2 separate regions of the Mus musculus genome follow, and region 1 is linked to region 2. A link is a contact called in ENCODE Hi-C or POLR2A ChIA-PET data. All regions are on one chromosome and are shown on one strand. The core of a region is the stretch at or near the end of the contact, and the rest is flanking DNA. Distances in the headings are between cores, read along the strand shown. Region 1 holds the start of Trmt61b (tRNA methyltransferase 61B). Region 2 holds the start of Spdya (speedy/RINGO cell cycle regulator family, member A).

The links. A loop is a pair of places that touch in the nucleus more often than their neighbours do. ChIA-PET counts read pairs that join two places held with the same protein, here RNA polymerase II (POLR2A).
Region 1: a loop to region 2 is called in a map of T-helper 17 cell, with 2.1 times the contacts of the local background. The contact joins the promoter of Trmt61b here to the promoter of Spdya in region 2. A Hi-C loop is called at or near these places in 3 of 37 maps with a recorded cell type or tissue (T-helper 1 cell and T-helper 17 cell). POLR2A ChIA-PET finds 5 or more read pairs at or near these places in 3 of 5 experiments (Patski and embryonic stem cell).

The regions. Positions count from the first base shown.
Region 1 is chr17:71,596,607-71,603,226 of GRCm38, reverse strand. It overlaps Trmt61b (tRNA methyltransferase 61B), which reads left to right and starts at 4,466. Exons shown (of 6, transcript NR_027952.1): 1 at 4,466-5,291. n-TCgca52 (a tRNA gene) reads right to left here and starts at 3,956; the gene lies at 3,885-3,956.
Region 2 is chr17:71,547,530-71,553,983 of GRCm38, reverse strand. Spdya (speedy/RINGO cell cycle regulator family, member A) reads right to left here and starts at 1,923. Exons shown (of 7, transcript NM_029254.1): 1 at 1,843-1,923.

The DNA of each region.
Region 1 (6,620 bases), core at 3,217-5,716, 47 kb before region 2:
TCATGTATAAGTGGATATTAGCCACAAAGTACAGTACAACCATGCTACAATCCACAGACCTAAAGAAGCTAAGTAACAAAGGGAGGATGCTTGACGCTCACTCAGAGGTAGCTGGAGAGAGGGAACTGGGCATAAAAGGAGGAGGGGAATGGAATGGGGGAGAGGATCAGGTGTGGGAAGAGCTGGCAGGTGAGAGGGCTGGGAGACAGGAAGGATACCGGTGGGGAGGCATCCCTGGATAAGCTCCAGTAGTCTTTGGGGGTGACCCAAGCTGAGACTCTTAGTGGCTGCAGATATAGAAACTGAAGTGGCCACTTCCTGTAACCAGGTGGCACTTCCCAGTAGAGGGAGAGGGACACCAACCCACCCACGAAAGCTTTCATCAAAAAACTTGTCCCGCCTACAAGATGTGCAGGGGTAAAGATGGAGCAGAGGCTGAGGGAATGGCCAACCAATGACTGCCCCAACTTGAGACCCATCCCATGAGAGAGAGAACCAACCCCTGACACTGTTAATGATACTCTGCTGTGCTTGTAGACGGGAGCCTAGCATAACTGTCTTCTGAGAGGCTTCATCCAGTAGCTGATGGAAAAGATGCAGAGGCCCACAGCCAAGCATCAGGTGGAGCTCGGGGAGTCTTGTGAAAGAGTGGAGCCATAGGGCTCAAAGACACCACAAGAAGACCTACAGAGTCAACTGAATTGGGCCCATGGGGGCTTACAGAGGCTAAACTACTAACCAAAGAGCATGCATGGTGGGCTGAACCTAGGCCCCCTATACATTTGTAGCAGATGTGCAGCTTGGTCTTCATGTGGGTCCCTTAAAGCTGGAGCTGGGGCTTTTTCTGACTCTGTTGCTTGCCTTTGGATTCCCTTCCCCTAACTCTGGCTTCCACATGGACACACACCCATGCGCATCCTGAACACACATGCACACACACTTCAAAGGGCTATTTTAAAAAAATGAATGCCAGTGTCCTTGGAGACCAGAAGCTCCACTGGACTGGAGTTACAGGAGGCCGTGAGCTGCCTGATGTGGTGATGTGCCTGAGCTGGGAATGGAACTCAGAGTAGCATGAACTTTGATTGTTTGTTTGTTTGTTTTGAGACAGGGTCTCTCTATGTAGGCCTAGCTGTCTTGGAGCTTGCTATATAGACTAGGATGGACTTGAACTAACAGATATACTCCTGTCTTTACCTCCCAAGTGCTGGGACATGTGTCACCATGCTCTGCTAATTACTCTCAGAGCTGGGGTCTAAACTCAGGGCCTTGTGCTTGCTGGGCAAATATTCTGTCACTGAGCTGAACCCTAAGCTCTGAGTATGTACTCTTAACCCACGAGCCATCTCTCTAGTCTCCTTAGAAAAGCTATGTTGTATGGCTCAATGAAACACAAAATCCAGCAGCAAGTAGTGCTTATATGACCACAGTTATCTGAGTTTTGAATCAGTGTAGCTAAAACTGTGGTAAGATAGTTCTGGCAAACACAGGTAGGAAAAACTGCGTGGAGAGTTGAGGGTTAAGAGCAGACAATGGAGGGGAATAGCTAAAATCTCAGCTGCATCATGAAACATCAATAATCAATGATGCATATAACTGAAAAATCCACAACCACTAACAAAAGAATATAGTTGAGCAATTATAGCAACTTTGGAAAACTTAAATGAAAACAACTGGGTTTATTATTTAAGAAAACTACCCAGAATTCCATTTTTCTAAAGTATGTTTTGAAGAAAACTAAAAATAAGCATGGAGATAAAAAGCTACATATATGGCATCTTTAAAGGACTTATCCAGCTCTAAGTCCAGTTGTGGCGATCCTCTGCTCTGAGAACTTCTCTGTGAACGAGGTCACGCAGGGTAGTGTCTCTCCACAAATGGCACCCAATCTGAATCTTTCTGCCTCTTTGACTTCCCGAAGCTCACTGCTCTCCACATTCTCCCCAGCACAGATATAGGTGAAAGCCACTTTTCTTCCTTGTTGGGATAATAATGGATTATAGAAATTTGAAAAATCGCCGGGCGGTGGTGGCACATGCCTTTAATCCCAGCACTTGGGAGGCAGAGGCAGGTGGATTTCTGAGTTCAAGGCCAGCCTGGTCTACAGAGTTAGTTCCAGGTCAGCCAGGGATATACAGAGAAACCCTGTCTTGAAAAACCAAAAAAAAAAAAAAAAAAAAAAAAAAGAAAGAAAGAAAGAAAGAAAGAAAGAAATAAATTTGAAAAATTGGTGTGTGTGTGTGTGTGTGTGTGTGTGTGTGTGTTGGGGGGGAAGTGGAGGCAGTGGCAGTTCATGCCCTTAGGCTCAGCCTTTAGGAGGCAGAAGCAGTCAGATCTCTAAGTTCTAGGCCAGCCTGGTCTATAGAATGAGTTCTACGACAGCCAGGACTACACAGAGAACTCTGTCTCAAAAAAAAAAAACAAAAACAAAAACAAAAACAAAAACAAAATTGCAGAAAGGAGATATTGTCTAAAAAGTGACACTTACATAGACTGTGTCCATTTTGGGATCCTCTTCTCTGATCTCTGAGCAGAGGAACTGATACGGTAACTCAGTAGTTAAGTGACTTTGTGAGCTCTGTTCTCCCTGTCTCTGAGCATTGATCTGTTTTCATATTTTAAGCGGCATCACAAGCAAATGTACTTTGCCAGCAAGGGAAAAAGTACTATGGCTTTGTTTTGCGTCTTTCCTTTATCCGTTCCTTCAGGGCTCATGCTAGGATTTCAGGGATACAATCTGGGATAAGAGAGATCTATTCTCCGAACCCCAAAGCATAATGAAGCCTAGGAGACAGACACTGTGGCCAAACAATCCCGCCACAGTGTTAGTAATGGAAAATAGAAAGTCTCCTGAAATGGAGGCTGTGCTGGGAGATCTGCCTGTTTCTGCTTCCCTGGGATCAGAGTTGTGTATGTAAATATGCGCCATCATGCCCTGACTTAAAAGAAATAGTGGAGGGAGGGAAATGAATGCAACAAAATATGTGTGGGTATCAGAGGAAAGTCTGCTTTTCCACTGGAATCCTACCATAGATATCTAGTCATCAATCTCTTTGGCACGTACCTTTATCTGCTGAGCCATCTTGCTGTCCCCCTTTTAAACATGAGTTCTGGAAATCAAACTCAGATCCCAGTTCTTGCAAAGCAAGCACTTTTTACACACCCAGCTATCACCCCACCATTCCTTAGTCTTTAGAAAGGTGTATGGTACCATCAACAAGAGCTGCTGAACGTGGTCAACCTAGTTAGAAATCCCACCATCCCATTTCTCAGCTACCTTGTCAGGGGACTTGCTGACGTCGTTTAATCTTCTTTGTATAGTAGGTCATAAATACTGATTTCTAACTGAATTGCAAATTTTCAATATATGTGCATGGTACTGTCTGATTCTCAATAAACTTATAGGCAGGCTAATGATATTTAACTTTGAGTGCAAAAGGTAACTTCAGTTTTTTTGTTTGTTTGTTTTTGGTTTTTTGAGACAGATGTGCTGTTGTACAAATTTTATTTGTTTTTTGAGACAGGGTTTCTCTGTGTAGCCCTGGCTACCTGAAGCTCACTCTGTAGACCAGGCTGGCTTCGAATTCAGAAATTCGCCTGCCTCTGCCTCCCGAGTGCTGGGATTAAAGGCATGCGCCACCACACCCGGCTAACTTCAATTTTAGGAAGTGTTTATTGCTGGGCAGTGGTGGCGCACAGGAAAAGAAGTGTTTATTTGGGTAGGCGGGGTGGTTAAAACAGTTGTGTTGATTTTTTTTTTTTTTTTTTTCCTGTTTATTTTGTAGCTTAGCCATCGGATAGTCTCTGGCTATCCTGTAACCCACTATGTAAATTAGGTTGGTTCTGCCTCCCAAGTGCTGGAATGTGCCACCAAAATTATAGGAAGGGGGCACCTGGATTTGAACCAGGGACCTCTTGATCTGCAGTCAAATGCTCTACCACTGAGCTATACCCCCGGTGGCTACTGCCACCTTACTCTACCTTTGTGAACACTCTAGACCTCGGGCTGAGGCTGACCAGAGAGTCCCTAGCCATTCGAAATAGACCTCCCAGTTATGAGCAAGGTGTGCGGGTCAGCAAGCAGTGCGTCCTATGACGCCTGACCAACGATTTTTCTGGGCTAGATGACTTTGGACTCTTGGGGATGATGGGTGACGGTCCTGTCCACCACCACTAGTGACTTAAACCTGGTTAAGACTGTCCAGGTTCCACGTCTAGTCTTCCCGGGTCTTCCTGTCCCTGGGCGGCTAGCGGAGATTGGTGAGCAGTAAGTAAACTCTGTGCTTTTGCCACTCGCGGAAAGCCAGGATTTTAGCCCGGAGGCCAACGAGCCCTAAGCTCGGGCCACCGCATGTGCTGGACGCCAAGGCGGTGACGCACTCTGTCGGCGACGCGGGGGAGCCCACAGCCTGCACTACCCCAAAACCGGGCAAAGGGCACGGCGGTGGCTACGTCACACGTGTGCGACAGCACCTGCTCCGGACGTCAGGCTCTCTAAGGACGACGTGGTTCTTCCTTGTGAGGTTGAGGCGCCCGAGAGGCGATCAGAGCTCAGAGCCGATTCATTCCTGCTTGACTTTGGGTCGGTGCCTCGTGAGCGAGCTCATTTCCCGGGGTTGCGGGTCCTTGCCTGGGGACACGCGAGTTGGAGAGCGCGTGCACCGGTCGTTCCCTTCCCGTGCTGCCCGCGTCCGGATCGTCGGGACCCGGTTGTCTCTAGTATGTGGAAAGGCTCGGGCTGGGAACTTCGAGGGAGGAGTTACCCCCTCGAGATCCGGAGGACCAGAGCGGAGAGCAGGGCCACTGAGACCCTACAGGATATGACTCCGAGGATCGCGTGCTGGACACGAGTGGCTACCGAGCCCGGAGAGCTTCGCGCTGCCTCCTCCTGGTCCCTTTCCAGAGGACTCTTTTCAGTCGGGGATGCTTATTAAAGCTCTGGCGGGAAAGAGAGAATCACAATTAAAGAAATTAGTCCTACTCTGCAACGTCGGACACTTTAATAGTAACTGGGGAGCGATTGCGTTCAGGGAGATCGAGGACAAGTATCCTGGCCAGATCCTGACATGTTTTCCCGGTAAGAGTTCTCTGCGGAGGCCACCTTTGGAGGACTCTGTATATTGATGGAAGAGGGAACGCCGGAACCTATCCCAAAAGTATTGTCATGGGAATTAGGTGTGTGTGGGTTCCAGGAAGGGCGAGGACGGACGGCGCACTACCACAGTCCGATGAATGTTCTCATCACCGACCTTTGGAGTTTTTCAGCATGTTGGATTTTTAAACATGTTCAGGTACTGATAATTTTAGAAGGAAACAGAATTTACATTTGATATTTGCCACTCCCTTATCTAAAATGAAGATTATGCCAGTTTACTAGCAGAATGGTATGGACTCGCTAAACAGAGACGTACCTGTTTGTTCCCCACAGCTCTGAAGCGTATGGGTATTGATCTTAGGATGTTGAACTGTTTGGGGGTACATTTTGTAGTACCATTGTAATAATACCATATTTTTTTGTTTTTAATATTTGGGGAGTGGGCCCTGAATGAGAACTTGCAAACAGTGTGGAGGTCAGAGGGTAACTCTCCCAGAGTCTCTTCTGCCACCTGGGATCCTGGAATAAATTCGGGTTACCAGGCTTGCCTTCGTGTCTACTGGCTGAGCCATCTCGCAGGCCCTGTGGCAGTATTTTAATAATGATACTTAATAAGGAATGTTACTGGAAATCCATTATCGCATACATATTTGTATTAGGGTTAGGGATGTAACTTAGTAGTAGAAGGCTTGCCTAGACTGCACCAAAAGCCCTGCATTCCTTTCCTCAGGGAGCGGCACATAAATGGCTATTCACCTCAGTTAGGACACCAACAGACCATTCCATCCAAGTCCAGTTTGTTTGGTTATTGGGGTTAAAGCCAGTGTGATTATTGAGTTCAGTACTGCTGTGTAGACATGCCAAGGAGTCTGGAAAAGCCCCATCCAACCATGGATGACTCCTTCCTAAAGTCACAGCCCTGGAGTCCCAAACCCAGTAAACCTACCTCTTGTAAGCTGTGCCACCCTAAGACCATGTGAAACTGCCATGGGGAGGCGGGGAAGTTGGCTGGTTTGGGTGGGTGAGCAGGAGTTGGTGGCTAAAACACACACCCCCTGCCCCACTTCAAGGAGGGAAGGTGAATAGGCCATCCATGGGATTTTTGGGGGTCTCAGTTGAATAATCACAGCTACTCTGATTTCAAGATTACAGAGGTCCTATCTGCCTAAAGGATGGAGTTCCATTACACTCTACCCCAGCCCCACAAAAGGCAGCAAAGCCATGCAGATGTTTCACCACTAGTGAAACTAGTGTCTAGGCTCTTTAGCTTTTAGACAACTAGCAGGCTATTGTGGTGAATGCCTTAAGCACATAGCAGGCAGAGGCGGGAAATGCATTGTGATTTTGGGTTAGCCTAGTCTACATAGCAAGGTTCTAAACTCCCTAATATTATAGTTCTAAATTAAAAGTTAATAGTTTCCTTTCCTCCTCTCTTCCTCCTCCTCTTCCTCTTCTTCCTCCTTCCCCTCCTCTTCCTCCTCCTCCTCCTTCTTCTTTTTCTTCTTCTTCTTTTGGATAGGGTTTC
Region 2 (6,454 bases), core at 674-3,173:
ACCAGGCTAGTCACAGCATCTGTAGCCACAGCTGTATCTTCAGTCTGAAACCAGCGTGGACAACATATATCTCAAAGACCAGCATGGACAACTCAAAGCGAAACAAACAGAACTAACCAACAACCAAAATAGATGGAAATTATAATTAGTTCTACAATTATTTGTCTTTTGATTCCTTCATCTGCCTTTCTTCTGGGGGGGGGGGGACGACCCAACAACAAAAAACCAAACAGTCATTAAGTTTCTCAAAAAGGACCAGGGCAGGGCTAGATTCAGAGGTAAGACAGATATATCAGAATGCAGAACACTGTGCTACATTGTCCAGGAGCTAAGTTTTACTCAATGGTAAGTGACTTTTAAACAATGTTTTTATATTGAAACAAAATAAGAAAATGCAAACTTCATGTATCAGATTATTTCATCTAAGACTTGAGAAAACAGGGAAAGGAAATGGCTGAAATTCCCAAATAGAGATTCACTAAAGTTCATAAAGACTGAATCAAAGTTTGTGCAGTTAAGAGCTTACGAAGAAAAACTGCAGCCTGTGTCAAATTCTACTTTGCTGTATTTTTTTTAAATTTAGCTCTTTGTTTAGATGCATCAATGAGTAAGAGTTCTAATGCAAGAGGGAAGAAATAAAGAACAAGTGAAAAAACGATGAGGCATTTCTCAAGAGAAAGAGTGAACGGGGAAATAAGAGAAGCTCGCTGATTGTCTCCAAACAAGACACATTCTGTCCTAAAGGGAAGCTGCTTAAGACGAAGTAACGAAACAAGACTCAGAAAAATAAACAACTCCCAAGAGTCGACAGGCCCCTGTCCAAGGTTCTAAAGCAGTAAGGACGGCAGCTTTCCCAGGGCTTCCCCTGAGCTGGGTGGACTTTTCAGGGACGCAGCTTGAGCCACACAGGCTCTATCTGTCAGTAAGCCCTCTCCCACAGATACCCTTGTAAACCCGGGCTTCACCAAAGCGGACTTGGGTGGAATCCCTACTTTGCTCTGTCACGAATGCCCTGTCTAGGGTGAGCAGATATTGATCGATTTGGACCTCTGAAGGAAAAGTCTCACAACATAAAAGTTAAAGATCCTTCAACTCAGTGGCATGCATTCGACCCAACATTGGGAAAAAAAAAATCACAGCAAAATTCATAAAGACGATGTCCGGGTGTGTGAGGTCTGGGGTTCTGTTTGTCTGGTACATACAGCTGAATTCTGTAAGCATCTGAAGAAACTCTGGCGACAGGATCATATGTATGTGTATGGCTAGTGGTTACTATATATATTACATATGTGTGTGTGTGTATACACACGTATACATACACACACACACACACACACACACACACACATATATATATATTAGAAATAGTTTCTCCGTGTGAGCATCTGACAGTCAATCGCTGACGACAGGGGGCAGGTAGGCAGGAAAACTTTCGTACTTTTGGAGAAAGTGGCTAAAGGTGTCGCGATGAGACGCGACAGCTCAGAACTCCAGCCCGGGAGGACTCGGGCCGGGGGCGTGGGACACGGGACACAGCGGCAGGACTCATCCCTCAGCCCCGTGAAGAGGCCGAGCCTCGCTCCCCACCGCGCACCAACCCCGCGCCACCCGCCGGAGCCGCACTGCCCGGTCTCCCTCCTCTCGCCCCGCACCGCCAGTTCCCGTCCCCGCCTCCGGGATGCCCGGCCCTTGGGGCCGGCGGGGCTGCTCGAGGCCGCGGGGATGTGGGGCTGAGGCGTCCCCGCCTCCTCACGCAGGACTGTGGGAGCGAGAGGGAGGGCACAGGCGACACCCAGAACCCCGCCATCAGGCCCCGGCGGGCGGGCGGGCAGGTGAAGGTACCTGCGCAGGCCGGCGAAGAGCGAGCGGCCCCACAGCCTCCGCCTCAGCGATCTACCTCAGGCGGTTGCGTGCTGGGTCGCTAGCCGCAGGCCGCAAAACCCGCCTAAGAACCTCAAGCGGAGGGCCGGGAGCGCGCGGCCGCGGGAGCCAATCAGAGCACGGGAACCGCCGAGGGCGGGGCCTGCGCTATCGCCCCGCCCCGCCCCTCGCTGACCGGGTCGCCTCCGCCTTCTGCCGTTATTCCGCTCCAGCTCTCTGTATCTTGATGCGGTCGCGCTTTCCCTCGAACGCTGGCTGTGCGGAGCGGTTGAGGAGCCCCGGACAGGACGAGGGGACTGGGCTGCCCTGAAGGACCAGGGCTGCTTGCCGTTCCCCCTCCCTGCCTCTCTGCTCGCGCCTTGGACCTGGGTGCTTCTTCCCTTGTGCACAAGTGTGTAAGAGGAGAAAGAGCCCACGCATGCTAGCTCAAAAGGTGTGAAATAAAGTGGCCTTTAGTGAGCAAAGGGCAACGTTCTTCCATTCACAGCCCTAAATGCTCCTTTTGTCATGCCCGTGCCTTCCTGAGACTCCTGGGATATAGCTGGTGCATAATCAACGCTTGCCAGTCCCACCCCTCCAATTCAGAATCTGCTTTATATATATAGTATGAGAGCACCATACAGTTCTGACTTGTTATCAAACTCAAGTAGACTAGTAACTGAACTGGTAATTAAGACTCTCTGTGGAATTTTGGGTTGGTCCATACATCCAGAGATTAACAGACAACATGAGTTGGGTTGTGGAATCTTCCCCCTTTTAGCTACCTGTACTCAGTGTTTTGTAGAACTTCCTTAAAATGTGACTGAGTAGATAAAACCAAGGTCATGGTAATGTTAATGGCTTAGACAAAAGTGTTACCAGCCCATTAGATCTTCAACCTCTCTCAGGCTATCAATTCACCTATAAAATCTCTAACAAGAAACACTGAGTCAGGAACTTAAGGAAACTGATGCTACGTGATGCTGAAGTACACTGAAAAGGTATGTTTCCATAATAATGTAAAAAATATTCTAAACATACATACAATGAGCCCTTTGAGTAGGAGCTAATTCGACTGTTGTTAAGATCTCAGGTTCAGGGATAGAGAGACAGCTCTATGGTTAAAAGTACTTGCTGCTCAAATTCCTAGCACACATGTGGCAGCTCACAACCACCTGTAACTACAGTTCTAGGGTATCCAACATCATCTTCTGGCCTTTGCTGACATAAGGCACACATGTAGCACACATGCATACATGCAAACAAGACACTCATAAGCATTCAATTTTTAAAAATGAAAATGAGTAAACATCTCAGGTCCATTAGCAAATGGCACAACAGAAAGTACCTTAAGTAAGGAACCCAAATAGAATTCAGTTCTTTGTTTGTTTGTTTGTTTGTTTTTTGAGACAGGGTTACTCTGAATAGCCCTGGCTGTCCTGGAACTCACTTTGTAGACCAGGCTGGCCTCGAACTCAGAAATCTGCCTGCCTCTGCCTCCCGAGTGCTGGGATTAAAGGTGTACGCCACCACGCTGGGCTAGAATTCAGTTCTTAGTCTCCAGCCACCCCAGTTATCCCGAGGACCTGCTCCCTCATCTTAGCTGTATCTTCACAAGCATGTATTGAGGATGAAGCAAGATATTGGTAAACTGGGAACTGTGCACACAGTGCTTTAGCACTTCCAAGGATGTGACAACTTGTAGAGAGAATCTCTTATGTACTGTGTGGAAGCATCACCTGTTAGCTGAGGCAGGAAATAGAAGGTAGGACATCTGGCAGAGAAAGAAAGGATTCTGGGAAAGATCCAAGAGCAGTTAAGGTCGGCCACCTGGACTAAGAGGAGACGGACATATGAAACTGAGGAGAGGTAACCAACCATGTGGCAGACACAAACTAGAACAAACAGATTATATAAGTTATAAGTTAGTTGGAAAATGAGCCAAAACTTATGGCCTAGGCATTTATTCATAAATAATTAAGTCTCGGAGTCACTTCAGAACCAGTGCCAGTGGGAAACCCCGAGCCTGCAACAAGTTGGTGGTGCATGATAGGAAAAGTGAGAGGACGTAGAAACTCCTTCAAAGAATGTGAGGCCCAGGGCTGAGGGTGGCTTAGCAGTTTAGAGCACAGGTTGCTCTTCTAAAGGACATGGTGGCTTACAACCATCCCTCCAGAGGGTCCAATGATTCTTTTGGCCTCTGCAGGCATCAGGCACATAACAGTGCACATACATACATACACACATACAAACAAACATACATACATACATACATACATACATACAAACACCCAAATACATAGAAATAGTATTTTTTAAAAAAATTAAAGAAAAGGAAAAAAAACGTAAGCTGGTCCTTTGAAATAATTAAGAGTCTTTTGAATCATATGAGTAGAAAAGCCTTAACCTCATGTGTTCTTGAAACTAAAAATTCTTTCAGGGTTTACATCTAGGGTCTGGTATGGTGATGCATGCCTGGAACCCAGTGTAAGAAGATTAAAGTTAAAGGCCAACCTAGGCTACATTGTGAGTGTCCTTCCCAAATGATGAACTGCCTCTAGAGTGGGTTGCTTGAAAGGGGAGACTTGGGACCCCAGGGGGGATGAGTTTGAGAACTGGGATGGACACAGTAGGTAACTCCCACATGGAGGGCAGAGCAGGGGCAACAATTAAGCCAGTCTCAAGCTAGGTGTGGCCTTGGTTTTATTTTTAAAGCAGAGAGTCAGTATGTGGGCATTGCAGCCCTCGCTCCTCATCTGCCAATGAAAAGCATTAAGTCAGAGCCAGTGTAGGCTCAGTGGTACTGCTCTCGAGCAGGTGCTTGGTCCTCTGGTTCCTGACATGAATAGCAGAGCAGCCATGACAAGTTTGACTCTAATTTGCTGTCTGTTTTAAAAACTGAAATATTCACCTGTTCTACTCTTTTTAAAAGAGAAATCTGGCCGGGCAGTGGTGGCGCACGCCTTTAATCCCAGCACTCGGGAGGCAGAGGCAGGCGGATTTCTGAGTTCAAGGCCAGCCTGGTCTACAAAGTGAGTTCCAGGACAGCCAGAGCTACACAGAGAAACCCTGTCTCGAAAAAAAAAAAATCTTTGAGTTATTTTCTAATAGCTTTAACTTGTACCTGTCTAAGCTAAAATACATACACTAAACTTACATGAACTCAAAAACAAAAAGTACTAAAAATAAAACAAAAAGTACTAGAAATGTTTGTTGTATATTACTGCATAAGCAAAGCTTGAAAATTAACTATATTGAATCATTCAGATTTTCCCCACCATTCAGATTTTCCCCACAAATACAACTTGGGGTTGATATGTTTTTGACTCTAAAATGTGTTTGTGCTGCCCTCTACTGGCATTACAGTCAAACTGCAATTAATAGACTAAGGGCAAGACTAAACCTTTTCCCTCTCTTTTTTTAAAATTTAAATTATTTATTTTTTTATTGGGTATTTATTTCATTTACATTTCCAATGCTATCCCAAAAATCCCCCACACGCTCCCCCACCCACTCCCCCACCCACCCACTCCCACTTCTTGGCCCTGTCGTTCCCCTGTACTGAGGCATATAAAGTTTGCACGACCAATGGGCCTCTCTTTCCACTGATGGCCGACTAGGCCATTTTCTGTTTCATATGCAGCTAGAGACACGAGCTCCAGGAGGGTACTGGTTAGTTCATATTGTTGTTCCACCTATAGGATTGCAGATCCCTTTAGCTCCTTGGGTACTTTCTCTAGCTCCTCCATTGGGAGCCCTGTGATCCATCCAATAGCTGACTGTGAGCATCCACTTCTGTGTTTGCTAGGCCCCGGCATAGTCTCACAAGAGACAGCTATATCAGGGTCCTTGCAGCAAACGCTTGCTAGTGTATGCAATGGTGTCAGCAAACGCTTGCTAGTGTATGCAATGGTGTCAGCGTTTGGAAGCTGATTATGGGGTGATCCCTGGATATGGCAGTCTCTAGATGGTCCATCCTTTTGTCACAGCTCCAAAATTTGTTTCTGTAACTCCTTCCATGGGTGTTTTGTTCCAAATTCTAAGAAGGGGCAAAGTGTCCACACTTTGGTCTTCGTTCTTCTTGAGTTTCATGCGTTTAGCAAATTGCATCTTATATCTTGGGTATCCTAAGTTTCTGGGCTAATATCCACTTATCAGTGAGTACATATTGTGTGAGTTCCTTTGTGATTGGGTTACCTCACTCAGGTTGATGCCCTCCAGGTCCATCCATTTGCCTAGGAATTTCATAAATTCATTCTTTTTAATAGCTGAGTAGTACTCCATTGTGTAAATGTACCACATTTTCTGTATCCATTCCTCTGTTGAGGGGCATCTGGGTTCTTTCCAGCTTCTGGCTATTATAAATAAGGCTGCTATGAACATAGTAGAGCATGTGTCCTTCTTACCAGTTGAAACATCTTCTGGATATATGCCTAGGAGAGGTATTGCGGTTATCCTAAAACAAAAGGATATACCTTCTTCTCAGCACCTCATGGTACCTTCTCCAAAATTGACCACATTATTGGTCACAAAACAAGCCTCAACATATACAAAAATATTGAAATTGTCCCATGCATCCTATCAGATCACCATG